Linked DNA regions of Homo sapiens: region 1 is linked to region 2. The links are chromatin contacts, found by Hi-C or POLR2A ChIA-PET in ENCODE. All regions are on one chromosome and are shown on one strand. The core of a region is the stretch at or near the end of the contact, and the rest is flanking DNA. Distances in the headings are between cores, read along the strand shown.

The links. Hi-C counts contacts between places; a loop is a spot of excess contacts on that map. ChIA-PET counts read pairs that join two places held with the same protein, here RNA polymerase II (POLR2A). Pooled maps may share reads with other maps.
Region 1: a map of heart left ventricle shows a loop between it and region 2 (4-fold over the local background). The contact joins two enhancer-like sites. A Hi-C loop is called at or near these places in 2 of 168 maps with a recorded cell type or tissue (Right ventricle myocardium inferior and heart left ventricle) and 3 of 50 pooled maps. POLR2A ChIA-PET finds 5 or more read pairs at or near these places in 1 of 52 experiments (PC-9).

Annotation. Positions count from the first base shown.
Region 1 is chr7:28,001,710-28,008,494 of GRCh38, forward strand. All of the region lies in intron 1 of JAZF1 (JAZF zinc finger 1), which reads right to left. Among named protein-coding and RNA genes, the nearest start is that of JAZF1-AS1, 180 kb to the right of the region's middle. Within about 2 kb of position 3,847, at least 4 of the 41 ENCODE cell types and tissues checked have a DNase peak (open chromatin) inside an H3K27ac peak, as active enhancers do.
Region 2 is chr7:27,832,085-27,838,647 of GRCh38, forward strand. JAZF1 (JAZF zinc finger 1) reads right to left here. Exons shown (of 5, transcript NM_175061.4): 5 at 1-892. The coding sequence ends at 716. Among named protein-coding and RNA genes, the nearest start is that of TAX1BP1-AS1, 95 kb to the left of the region's middle. Within about 2 kb of position 2,337, at least 5 of the 41 ENCODE cell types and tissues checked have a DNase peak (open chromatin) inside an H3K27ac peak, as active enhancers do.

The DNA of each region.
Region 1 (6,785 bases), core at 2,597-5,096, 170 kb after region 2:
TCCAAGAGTTCAAACTTAGTTCTGCAGACGATGCAGAGCACTGAAGGTATAAACTGGTATGGCCCATGTTTTAGAAAAATAACCAGTGGTGGCAGGGAGGACTGGGCGGGGGCGGGAAACTGGGATGTAGAAATATAAGATTCGATGAAAAAGAACTGGAAATAGAAGACTTTTCTTATGTTATAGATCTGAGTATTTCATTACAAAAACAAAGAAGTAACTAGAAGGTGAAAAGGAGTTTGATAGACAAGAATATGAGGTCTGCTTCTGACATGTGGTAAGATATTCTGCAGAACCAAGAAGTCTGGAACTCAAAGGGGAGATAAAAGACTCATGGTATAGATAGGAAGTGAAGTGCTGAAGAATCCCATCATAACACCACACATTCCAACAGACAACTGAACCAAAGCATGTCTCTCAAAACAAAACAATCATATTCCATAAAACCCCAACTACCCTGATTAAAAACTTGCTTATCATATAACTTGGCCAAATACTGGCTGAGAACCTACTAGGCCCAGTGGAATTCCAGCAGGGATTTTTTAAAAGCCAGAGGTTGTGCTGCATTTGAAACCAACTGAATGGTAAATTTCCCAAAAGATGACTATGAAAGACGGGGGGGAAAAAAGAATAGAATAAAAATTGGCCCTGAGTTCAGTTTTGATCTGGTACCCGAGTCTCCAAGGCTTACTATGACAATCGACCTCTTATTGGCACATTTGTTGTTGCATACAAGTCAAACTGCCTCAATTCAATCCTAGCTGTCTAACTTCTTTAAGCCTCAGTTTTTTTCATCCACAAGAAGTTGATAAGGATAGTCCTTTCACCCTAGGGTTGAAATGTGGATTAAATTAGCAAGCATGTTAAGTGTAACTACTGCTCAGTTCTTTAGTCCATAAGGCGTTTTGAAACTAAAACTTGCATTGTTCTGGATTATTTCCATTTTATGTGGCATAATGGTACATAGAAAATCTAAGAATTCATCACTCACTTAAGTGTGGCTGGGACTGCTGGCTGCTGCCCAAGAGCTATTTTCCCCCCTTTCCCTCCATAATGCTTAGAAACATGGCTTCCTGGTATAAAAACCACACTTCCCAGCATTCCTTGAGCCAGGTGCATTCATGTGACTAAGTCTTGGCCAACAGGATAAGGCTTCAGGAAGCCTCCTTAATATGGTAGATTTCTTTCAGGCTGCCTGAAAGAAATTCTGGGTATGAGATAATCTTGTGAATGGAAGTCATACATGGTGAAGCAACACAGTAGGAGTCTGGATCCCTGATTGGGTGAAGCTCTATACTACTCTTGAACTGAGCACCTCCAGCCTTCTTTAAAGTGAAAGAAATAAACTTATCTTCCAATTAAGCCATATATTTGAAGGTTTTTCAATTACATGAAGTCAAACCAAAACTTGACTGAAATACAAAACAACCGGAATTCTGGTTTATTTTGTTGGACCTAAAACTCTCATCTGAAACATGAAATATTTCATGTTTCATTTTATTTTCTTGGATTTAAAAGAAAAAAAAAACCTCTTTAAAAATGTATCATACTAAGTGCAGGGAAAGAAAATCAGAGTAAAATCACACCTGAATCACCACAGCCTCTGTGGCTAACTCTAAACAGGAATGGTTAAAGACTGGGAGAAAGAGGAGGAAAAAATCATCATGTCAAATTATGGCTCTTTTGGTCGTTTTAAGACTTTCTCCAGAATTAGTTATTAGTGGGCAATAATGAAGCAAATTGCACATGCATATTACTTCTGAGTTATGAACAATACAACCAACAGTAACCTTTGAAGCTGTCAGGATCTTTTCAGGCAGGCAATTAAAGTGAAAAATGAGTGTGCGCACAACTTCCATCACCCAATACTACATGTAATAACACCACCTACAAACACTGACATAGGAGTGGGGCTCAGTCTGAATATTTATTAATGCAGATCTGTTCCCATTTGTTCCTCTCCATTTCCTATAACCTATCCCACCTCCACCTGCCAAAATTTTTTTTTCTTTAAAGGGCAGCTCTGACATCATGCATCACATTTACCTGAAACCTACATGCACCGTGACATCTCTCCTATCTGCACTGAAAGAAATTTTCCTCCCTTTCCCTTGACTCAAATATAAATTTAGGACAAGCTGGGAGTCTAGAAGGAAAAGAAGTCTATAAAGAAGTAAGCCCAATCAGGAAAACACAAAATAAGATGAAAATAATCAATAATGGATATTTACAGATGGCCAAATATATACGTCAAGTATTGGGTGCTAGGCATTGAAGGTCCTCCTGCCTGCCCCTACCCACCCCTGCCAACACACATACAAAAAGGTCTCAGCTCTCAAGCAGACTGGACTATAGAGGATGTGACTTATATTGATCTAAGAATAATCTAGTGTAGAAGTATCAGCTTTTCTAATAAAGTGTAAGAATCACTATTTGCATGTTTTGTGATTTAAGTACCTGGACTTTAGAGAAATGGCAGGGATAACCAGAAAGGGGGGGTACCTGATGAGCCAGTTGGAGTAGGTGTTCCCAAGCTAAGAAGAAACACCCATGCTACAGGCTTAATACCTGACGCCTATGATCCCATCTGTGAGTTTGTCTCCTGTGGTTTCAGCCATTTCTAAATCAACAAGAGCCTAGAGGGCCAATGGTTTCTAGCCAGAACTGCCCATTATTATCACCTGGGTAACTTAAAAAAAAAAAAAGTCTGATGCCAAGGACCCATCCCCAAAGATTCTAATATGCAGTCAGGGTTGGCAATTACTATTACAGACTCTGAGAAGGCTCAGAAACTGGAAAAGGGATAGAGAACTGGTTGGGAAAGTTATTTACACCAATTTGCATCTCTCCCACCCTTCCAAACTAAAAAGGCAATTGTGAAACTGGAAAGGAACTACTGGAAGTGATTTAAAAGTTGTATAAGTCCGACATCCAGTGAAATAATTTTTTTTTTTCTTTTCTGAGATGAAGTCTTGCTCTGTCCCTCAGGCTGGAATGCAGTGGCATGATCTCAGCTTACTGCAACCTCCGCCTCTTGGGTTCAAGTGATTCTCGTGCCTTGGTCTCCCAAGTAGCTGGGATTACAGGTGTGCACCACCACACCTAGCTAATTTTTGTATTTTTAGTAGAGATGGGGTTTCGCCATGTTGGCCAGGCTGGTCTCGAACTCCTGACTTCAAGTGATTTGCCCACCTCAGCCTCCCAAAGTGCTGGGATTACGGCGTGAACCACAAGACCTACCTGAAATCATTAAATTTTGACTTCACTTGGGACTCAGGTTTATTTCCACCCCTTTCACTTTCTATACAGAAAGTATTAAGCTTAGTAATTATGTAGACAAGTTAGTGTTTTCATGTATTTCGAAAACCAAATCACAATCTTTGAATTGTGATATGGTTTTCATCTATTCAGTAAGGGTGTTCTGACAAGACCTTTGACTGGGAACCATTTATTTTTCTTCACAGTATGTGCCTACAATTAATAAGACCACATCACTTTAGTTGTTCTGTGGTTCAGAATTTTCTGTAAGTCAGATTGGCCAGAACCACTGTGGTTTTCCTGTGCTGTCATTATTCACCTTGGTAACAAATCAGGCTGTATCCAAGTATATTAGTTTTGTATTTCGGAAGCCAGTTTTGTCAAGGATTTGACAAAAGGAATTGCCTTCGTTACTTCCTATCTCCCAGGGAAGCCGAATCATTGCTTAAAAAAAAAAAAAAAAGTCACAGGAGAAAGAGCTGAACATCTGGACACAGACTGACTGGATGGCCCTGCCTAAGAGTTATCAAATGTAAGTGCACATAGGTCACAGCTTACTCAGGTCAAATTCTGGTCCAAGAGGCTCTGCCAGGCTGGCTAGAGCATTATGCCTGCCGACTCCACACCCAGGTGGCAGCCAGGAACACAGTGTTCAGGTTCGTGGGCCACAGAGGTTATGTGCTAGCTGGGGATTTATCGTTCCTGATTCTGTGCAAGTTGTGTATTCATTCTACTTGCTAATGAGTAGGGGAGCATGCTGAGCTGTAACTCAATTGATCTCGCTGATGGTGTGAATTTGGGTGTCTGGGAAGTCCCTGGACCTTCTCAGTTATCTGGCACTTGGCAGATGGCTCCTGACAATCTTGGCTTCTGTGGAAGGACTTCTGGGAATTAACTCTGGACTTTCTGTTGCTTAAAAAAAAAAAAAAAAAGGCTTAAATTTCTTTAGACAATGTAAGATGGTAGTTACTGACAGTCTGCTACTTTCTGTGTGACTTGAGCAAGTTTCTCAGCAGATAAAGATGACAGTGACTCATGGCTCCTACACATGAAGAGGTTATTAAGAGGATTAAAAGAGATAAGCCATAGACAGCACAGAGCACAGTGGCTGGTACATGATAAATACTTAATAAATCTTACCCACTAGGGGCCAGGCTCAGTGGCTCATGCCTGTAATACCAGCACTTTGGGAGGCAGAGGCAGCTGGATCACCCCAACTTGGTGAAACCCCATCTCTACTAAAATACAAAAATCAGCCAGGCGTGGTGGTGTGCTCCTGTAGTCCCAGCTACTCAGGAGGCTGAGTCAGGAGAATTACTTAAACCTGGGAAGCGGAGGTCACAGTGAGCCAAGACGGCACCACTGCACTCCAGCCTGGGCAACAGAGCAAGACTGTGTCTCAAAAAAAACAAAAAACAAAAACCCCAAACACCAAAAACTTACCCACTAGGTACCATTATTATTTTAGGTAGTAAGGTCTGAAAGCATTTAGTGCTTGCGTTGTGGGACTACATTTGTGAACAATCAATAGTTCTCAAGTAGCAATAATAACTGATAATAAAGATATTATTACTATCACTGCGTGTCTACTATGGGTCAATACAAAATGAATTGCTTTCTGTGTGCAGTCCTCATGAAAATCCTGTAAGGGAGATATCTCCTGACCCACCCCACTTCCCAGAGGAAAATATAAAGCTCAGAAAAGGCCCAAATCACAGGACCAGGAGATAAAGCCTTAAATCTGGGTTTGTCTGACTTCAAAGTATGTGCTATTTGACCACATTTGCTGCTTCCCCTGAGTAGAAATAACTTGTTTCATAGCATGGAGCCCTGAAACACTGTTCAGTAACAATGCTCTCTAATTAAATTGCCAGGTGGCCTTTCCTTTGTATTTTAACTTTTAAGGTGATTTTATTATATCTCTTCCATAAATGAACATGGATTTTTTATGACAAAATTAAAATAAGCATTATGTAACTATTAGCATAAAACATTTTTGTTCTTGTATGACCCAACATCATCTTACATGGCCCCAGAAGCACATGGAACACTTTCCAGGCACCCCACCTTGCCTAATTCCCACTCTTTAAGTGCTATCCAGCTACTGCAATGGGATGTCAACAGCCCCATAACTTAGGAGCAGGTAAAAGTATGCTATTCCTGATCTTTCCAATAAAGTTTATGTTTTTGATTGCCCACGTCTGACTCTAGGCATAGAATTATTTCTGGACCCAAATATTTCTCATGCCCAGTACTTCGGGAGGCCGAGGTGGGCAGATCACCTGAGGTTAGGAGTTCGAGACCAGTCTGGCCAACATGATGAAACCCCATCTCTACTGAAAATAAAAAAAATTAGCCGGGTGTGGTGAGGTGGGAGGATCACCTGAGGTAGGGAGTTCGAGATCAATCCGACCAACATGGTGAAACCCTGTCTCTACTAAAAATACAAAAATTAGCCAGGTGTGGTGGTGTGTGCCTGTAATCCCAGCTACTGGGGAGGCTGAGGCAGGAGAATCACTGGAACCCGGGAGGCGGAGGTTGCAGTGAGCCGAGATCATGCCGCTGCACTCCAGCCTGGGCAACAGAGTGAGACTCCATCTCAAAAAAAAAAAAAATTATTTCTGGACACTAAGGTTGCTCTTGGGGCTGGCAGGCAACTCTCTGAATTAAGTGGTTGGTTTTGGCCTCATTGCCATGGTGGCAGGAATCAATACAAATTGACCAGGTGACCAGCTGGATGGGAAAGCATACAGGTCTGAGACATGCCTCTTTCCCTTTTTTAAAAAGACTTAAAAATTAGACTTTTTAAAAGAGCAGTTTTAGGTTCACAGCAAAATGGAGAGGAAGGTACAGAGATATCCCATATACTTTTGCTCCCACCCCATGCATGGCCTCTCCCATTACTAGCATTCCCCACTAGAGTTCTTTTTTTTCCTCGCTAAAAAGTGCTTCATAGAATGCTGGAATGCTTTGGAAGCACTGGGATGAAATATTTAGACAAATTCTGATGGAAATCAGAACCCACGACAGAAGCTGCAACACTGTTACTGCACCTGCATCTTTTATTAAATTTCTCCTTTGGGTGACTGATCTTAAAAAACACCAGAGGTTCTAGTCCAGGTTCTAACTATTTCTAGCTTAGAGCTTTCATCAAGTCAGTTTCTTTACCTGTGAAAAGATAATGATATATGCACCAACTCCCTCACAAGCTTTAAGTGAGAATCATACATTTTAATTATTTATTTTTAAAATTAATTATTATTATTTTTTTTAGAGATAGTGTCTGTTGCCCCGGCTGCAGTACAGTGGCACAAACATGGCTCACTGCAACGTCAATCTCCTGGCTTAAGAGATCCTCCCACCTCAGCTTCCTGAGTGGCTGGGACTACAGGCGTGCACCACTATGCTCAGTGAATTAAAAAAAGAATCCTCCCACCTTGGCCTCCCAAAGTTCTGGGATTATAGGTGTGAGCCACTGTGTGAATCATACATTTTAATTGAGCAATTCCAGTATAAATTCTAAGGTC
Region 2 (6,563 bases), core at 1,087-3,586:
GAACGAACTGAATAGACTATTTTGTACAAAATGCCATTTATAACACTAAAATGACTAGTAAGTCAGATGGCAAGATTTTCAGCTTTTTAAAGGGCAAAAGGATTTGCAAGATAATATAAAACACAGAAAGCACACCTTTACGTATGTTATTTAAATATGAAAATATTTTTAGCATATTATGTTAAACATTCTTTCTTATTTATATTTCCATTACCTAAAGTCTTTCTACTCACAAATACTAACTCCATTATGTAAGGCATGGTAACCAGTTTGATAATGAAGGTATTATTTTGGTTTTGAACATATGTGAGTTGATGTGTTGAAAACTTCAATCACATTACAATCTTGAAAAAAAAATCTCAGTGCCAGCCCCTCCTCCCCCCAGGTTGATACCACCGCAATACAATTCAACAATATGCAACATGCCCTCAATTTTATTTTGTTTTGGGGGAAATGTGCTGAAGAACCTAGAGCTTTTTTTGTTTAGCACCTTATATCAAAGTAATGAAAATGGGTATGATGATTACATGTGCAAATGTACAAAATCATTAACTCTACAAAGATACATCATTCCAAAATTACAGAAAAAATTTAAAGCATGCATTTAATTCTTTTTCTTTAAAGGGTTGCTGAATGCTTCCCCTGAAAAAAGGTGGCTGTTTTCAAAATCAGCAACTGCTGGTGAGGATTTCTTGGCACAGTTATGACCAGCATGTTATTGCTGCATCTTCCTGATAATCTCAGCCGACACCGGGGGATGGAAATTGATTGTGTGGTGCCGCAGGCCCTGAGCTGTCTTGTAACTCTTCCCACAGCGACACTTGAATGGTTTGCGGACACGAATCTGTGTTCTGTGACCATTCTTAGCGTGATACTTTATGCCATTCACATTCTGTGGAGAAGACAAAAATATTTATTACATGGATTCACAGGATACCTGTCAAACTTCGGAAACCTCAATTTGGGTCTGGATTGCAGTTCCTGGATGGCAGCTGTTTAGAGTGTAGTCTTTTGCAAGGACTCCAGTTGGGACCCTTCAAGGACATTCTGGTGTGTCGGTCATGGGCTGTACGGATGGTCACACACACAGCTGACTCAAAATTTCAGATGTGCCTCAATTACTCTGAAAATGAAAGTACTGATTTCTTCCAATTTTATATAAAATATATATTTAGGACTTACAGACTGTATAAAGAAAATCCTCTGAATCTTTTCCACTCTAAAGAAAGTTAACAGTGAACAATCCTACACAAATATCCTCAGCATGACCAACAAAATATCTTTCTAAAGAAAAACATCAGGGCATATCCCAAAAGTTTAACATATAGAAATTTTTGATTTGGAAACTCAATTTACAGCTTGCTTCTAGATAACTGTGTTAACAGTTCCCTACCATGCCTTAACCAGAGTTTTTGTCAGTTTTCTGCTCTGCACTAAGCCAGTATCTCTGATGCCACTGTGGGAGCTACTTGTTGCCCAAATCTTGTCCCCGCCGTACAGTTGTACATGTTTAATAAGCACCTGTAGTCAGACTAGTCCTTACCTTAAGTATTACATTCCAAACATACAATGAACTTTAAAAATTTAAGGTTATATAATGTTAGTCACTAAGATTGGACTTCTTAGCATCTGGATACTAAAGTTATCAAAATGCTTTCTAAATTTCTGTTTGTCGGTTTTGCTAGTTCACCAGCATATTCTATGTAAGATTCCGTATTCTATGTAAGAGTCACTCTCTACAGTTTTAACCACCAGTAATCCTCATCCCAATTAAATGGTGAGGAAATGGGCTTGAGGGTAGTAAGTAACTGGTGGAAGATCTAAGAAGGGACGGCGGACGTGTGGTATTTGAGATAGGTCTTAATTTCCAAGTCAGCAATTGCCAGATTAGAGAGTAAGGGAACACAGAAGAGACAGCCTGAAACAAAAAGCACAGATTTTAGGAGAGTGAGCTGTTTCCTAAAATATTACCTAAATCCAGTCCTGCTAGAGCCAGTCCCTTGCCCAACTGAAGGATTCCAACACAAATTGTTCCCACTCTTCATGGGATGCCTTCAAAGAGCTCCCAGAAAACAGCTCCCTGCTGTTGTCTCATGAATACCTAGCACAGTGCCTGGCACATTGTCGATGCTAAGTCTTTGTGAGTGAATGAAGTTACAACAGCACTTCCCAAGTTCACGCCTCACTAGTCTGGAAGAAGGGTTGCTACTAAATATAAACGTGGTGGTGATTACTACACTAGAGATGTGCAGTACACATGAATGCTTTTTTAAAAGTCCTTGGAAGAGAACTCTGCTGGACTTTGTTGAACCCAGGGGTGCCAAGTAGCAGCTGGCTATGCTCAGAGTCTGAAGGTTGTCCAGTGATTTGAAGCAGAAGGACAAACACTCTCCCCTGAACACCTGGCTCCAGGCCTTCTGCACCTCAGCCCTGTCCTTCCAGCATCAATCCTTTCAAACATAAGGTACTTCAGTCTTGTTAAGAGGCATGTTGGGGGTTTCAGAGCCTACTGGGGCAGGAAAGGGGAGGGTAGTGGTGGTGGTAGAATCAGACCCACTGAAATGTTAGATGGGTAGATATGCCCTGCCAGTCCCTGGCGGTTCCATCCCCTCCGAGGCCCAGGCACATGAGTGAAGAGGCCAACGTGTGTATCCAGCCCAAGTGAGCCTTCAGATGATTCTAGCCCCAACTGGTGTCTTAGAGCAACTGCATGAGACCCCAGGCGAGAACCACCTTGTTGAACCAGGCAGCCCAGAGAACTGTAAAAGATAATTGTTTTAAGCCATGTATTGTGTGTGTGAGAGAGACAGAAAGAGAGTGAATGTTAGTTTTATGACCATTAGATAAAGACTTTCAACTTTAATATGGTGGAAAGTATCCTGGGTTACAAATGCTAGAAATGTGCACCTGCCTGCTTAGTAATATCCCATGTATAGCTCAACGAATATTGAGCACCTAGCAGGGTCCTTTTCCGTGGATGAAGGGCTACTAAAATATTTCATGTCCTTGTTTTCATGGGGAACTTGATGCAGGACAGCTCATTAATAATCCAGCTACCTCTGTGCCCCAAAACCATTCAAACCTTGTCAGAAAATAGAGGAAACCAAAAATAGAAAAGCATTAACCAAGAAACAAAAAGGCACAGCAACTCTTAACAGTATCAGGGCTTAGCCATTCCATTGAGGGCTGAGGTTTTTATAACTAATTAGGCTAAAAAAAAGATTTAAGACCAGAAATTGCTAAAGCCATAAAAGCCAGTCCAATGTGAAGCCAGATCTGTCGTTCACCAAGAGAAGGACAAGCCAGGGCTGAGGGGATTCCGGCAGGCGCTGTGGCCCATTCACAGCTTGAATGTAAACATTATGTTGTGTGTCTGGCATGAGACTGTGAAGAAAACAGCCAACACCACACACACATCAGCTTTATGACTCTGGAAAAATCAGGAAGCACATTTAGAAACATAAAGTATTTCCAGGGTTGGTCAGAGAACCTGCTGTGCCATCACTCCTTTGTCTTTGCTGCTGTGATTAAAAAATGTTGACAAGCGTCAGTGGGTTGCCCTTATCGCAAATGTTAGTACAAGGTCAAGTGAGACTCTATTAAGACATTTCCTCCATCCAGCCATTCAGTTACAGGCCGCGGGAACGTCCTCTTTACAAGACCAGAGGAGCTCTGAAAAGATCCACCAAAGTTTATTTCATCAGTCCTGAAACAAATTTGATCTTTCAGAAATATTAGTAAAAAAAAATAAATAATGGCCGGAAACCTGAAATGCTGAAATTGCTGAAATTCTTTGGTCTTTGAAAAAAATGGAATCAAGCTTCAAAAGGGCAAGGAAAGTTGCTAACATTTATTAAGAGCTTACCATACTGGGTACTTGATGTCAATTGCCTTATTTAATACTCATGTTCTGGATGAGAGAATTGACTCCTAGAGAAGGTGAGTGACTTGGCCAAGATCACATGGCTGGTAAATTACAGAACTGGAATAGGAACCCAGGGATGTCCAATCCATAGTCCATATTTCCTCATTTAGTCTCCTAATGTGCTAGGTACTCGTTAATTAGAACAACCAGCTAGTGGTCTTTGAAAAATCTTACCAGTTGGGAGGAAGGATTGGGATAATAGTCTGGAGAAAACTGTCTTTGAGTTTTCTCAAAGTGATGCTCTGACATCAAGCTAGTAAGGGAAGAAAGTGGGAAGGTAGGAGGTAGAAAGGAGAACTTAGGTGGGGGGGGTTCCACCATTAGGAACTACCTGTCCCCTCTGATGGAATTAGGCCAGTCAATAGACAGCAGGCGACTTAAAGGCTTTTCTAAAAAGTCTACTCCAAATCAAATCATGAGGCCTGAAGTCCAGATGCTGAGCTGGGCCATCCTGTCCTTACCTGTATGGGATCTTTGTTGTCAGTACTCAGGCCTTCATGTGTACAACATGTGACGCTTGCCCTAGATAAGCCCAGTGGTCAATTTCCCAGGGCCTGGATGTTGTACACAGCGGAGAAGATGAAGTTGCTTGGGGATTTGATGAGGAAGAAGAGTAAGAAAACAAATTGGGGATGGTAGTAGTGGTAATGGTGGGGGTTAAAAGTGAAACCACTTGCAGCAGTGTGGACACCTCACCAGCCCCAGAAAGCAGGAGGCTGAGGTGCACGCAGTTCCCTACTGGCCACTGCACAGCAGCACACACTGTGTCCAGCAAGTTGGGTGGGGTCTTCAGGAAAAAAAGAATTGCCTCTTCCCTCAGTCATTTAAATAACATGTTCAGTTAGACAATTACAGAAATTCAGAAAACACAGAAGAGGATAAAAAAGAACAGACACTATCACTGTTAATATTTGAGGTATTTCTTTTCACTATTTTTTCATACACACACACACACTCTCTCTCTCAATACCTTTTTTCCACTCAATGTTACTTTGTGAGCACTCCCTCATCATTAAATGTTTCTCAGTGTTTGAAAATGGGACACTGTATCTGGATCTGTCTCTGTTGCTGAAACAATCAATGTACCTCTCTGCAGCAGAGGACTCCAGAGGAACTTTGGGGGGCGGGGTATTGTTCTGTGTAACATTTCTTAAAACAAAACAAAACAAAAAAACTTTAAAAATGCCTTAATCCTCACCATTCTAACATAAAAATTATCAAAGGTTAAGCACTTCAACCCATCTTTTAAACCTATCTGCATTATAAGGAAGGGAAGTCCTCTCTGTTCCCTGAATTCAGGCGAGCATGAGCAGGGCAAGGGTGGTGGGCTCAGTGGTTGTGGCCTGGAACGCCTCTGGGAAGGATACAAAGGAAAAGAATCCTCCCATGGCTTTGGGGCTCAGTGGGGAGCCCACATTTCCCCGTTCCCATGGGCTACACCTTGATTCCTTTGCCCTCAGAGCATCTGTCACATCTGAGACATGTGCTGGGTGCTGAGGAGGGACAGTGAGCTCTGCGGGTTATGGGAGCAGTAAGGGAAATGGCGCCTCAATGTAGAAAGAGCATGTGGGGAGGATGAGAACTTGACCTATGAGGGGCGGAGAGGGGAGTAAGTCTGGGAGGTTGGTGAGGGGTCCCAGAGGTGGAGGCACTGGAGCTGTGCTGGAGAAAGGAGTGGAATTAAAATGAGAGATACTGAGGGAGAGAGGAAGGGACAGGGGACCCGAATATGCAACCCAAAAATGCCTCTTTGCCCTAAGGACTCTTTAGCCGAAGGCAGTTCAGCAGCAGCAGATGCAGGAAGGAGGCTCCCTGCTCTCCCTCTGTGTGCCTCAAAACAGGACACAAATTTACAAAGTCAGAAGAAAGCCCACTCCCACTTCTTCTGGGGAGATCAAAGGTTAACCAATGAAGAGGACTTCAGACTCTTATTGGCCTGGAGATGGTACTGGAGGAATCTACATTAACAAGCTAATACACTAACAGGACTTTGTCTGCCTTTTTTTTTTTTTTCTTTTTTCCTTCCACAAGTTGCTGCTTCCAGAGACTCAAAGCCCTTTTCCTTTGTTACTTCTCTAAAAATGTACTTAACTGTTCTTTGTTGAAGATGCTGTATAAGCTATGAGAACTGCCCATTCCCTGGGTGTCTTGTCTCCTGTGTGTATATGAAATACACATGTTGATAAACTGTTTTTCTCTTGTTAATCTCTCTTTTGTTAGAGAGAATCTGTTGCAACTAGAACTTATGATGACTGAGGAAAACATTATTTTTTCCTCTACAAAGGGCAGGGAGCGTCCTAGGCTAAGGAGTTAACATGGGAAGGAAATGTGGAGACTTGGCCTTACCAGTGGGATCCTTCTCCCATTCCCTGCTCTGCATGAGGTCTGGGAGTTCGGTACCTCATCTTCTGTCTGATCCGTAAATGCCAATGAAATGGTGAGGACTGTAGATCCTGGTCAGTGCCCAGGAGACTTGGCTGGCAGAGACTGCTGCCAGCAGCAAGCAGGGAATAAGAAAAGTCTGACTTGCCTTGAGAACAAATGAGGTGGTAGCACTTCTGGATTCTGCCCGAGTCCACAGTACCCAGCTTATCCCACCCTCTTCTCTCCAGTACCCAAGCCAGCAATGATGCTGTGA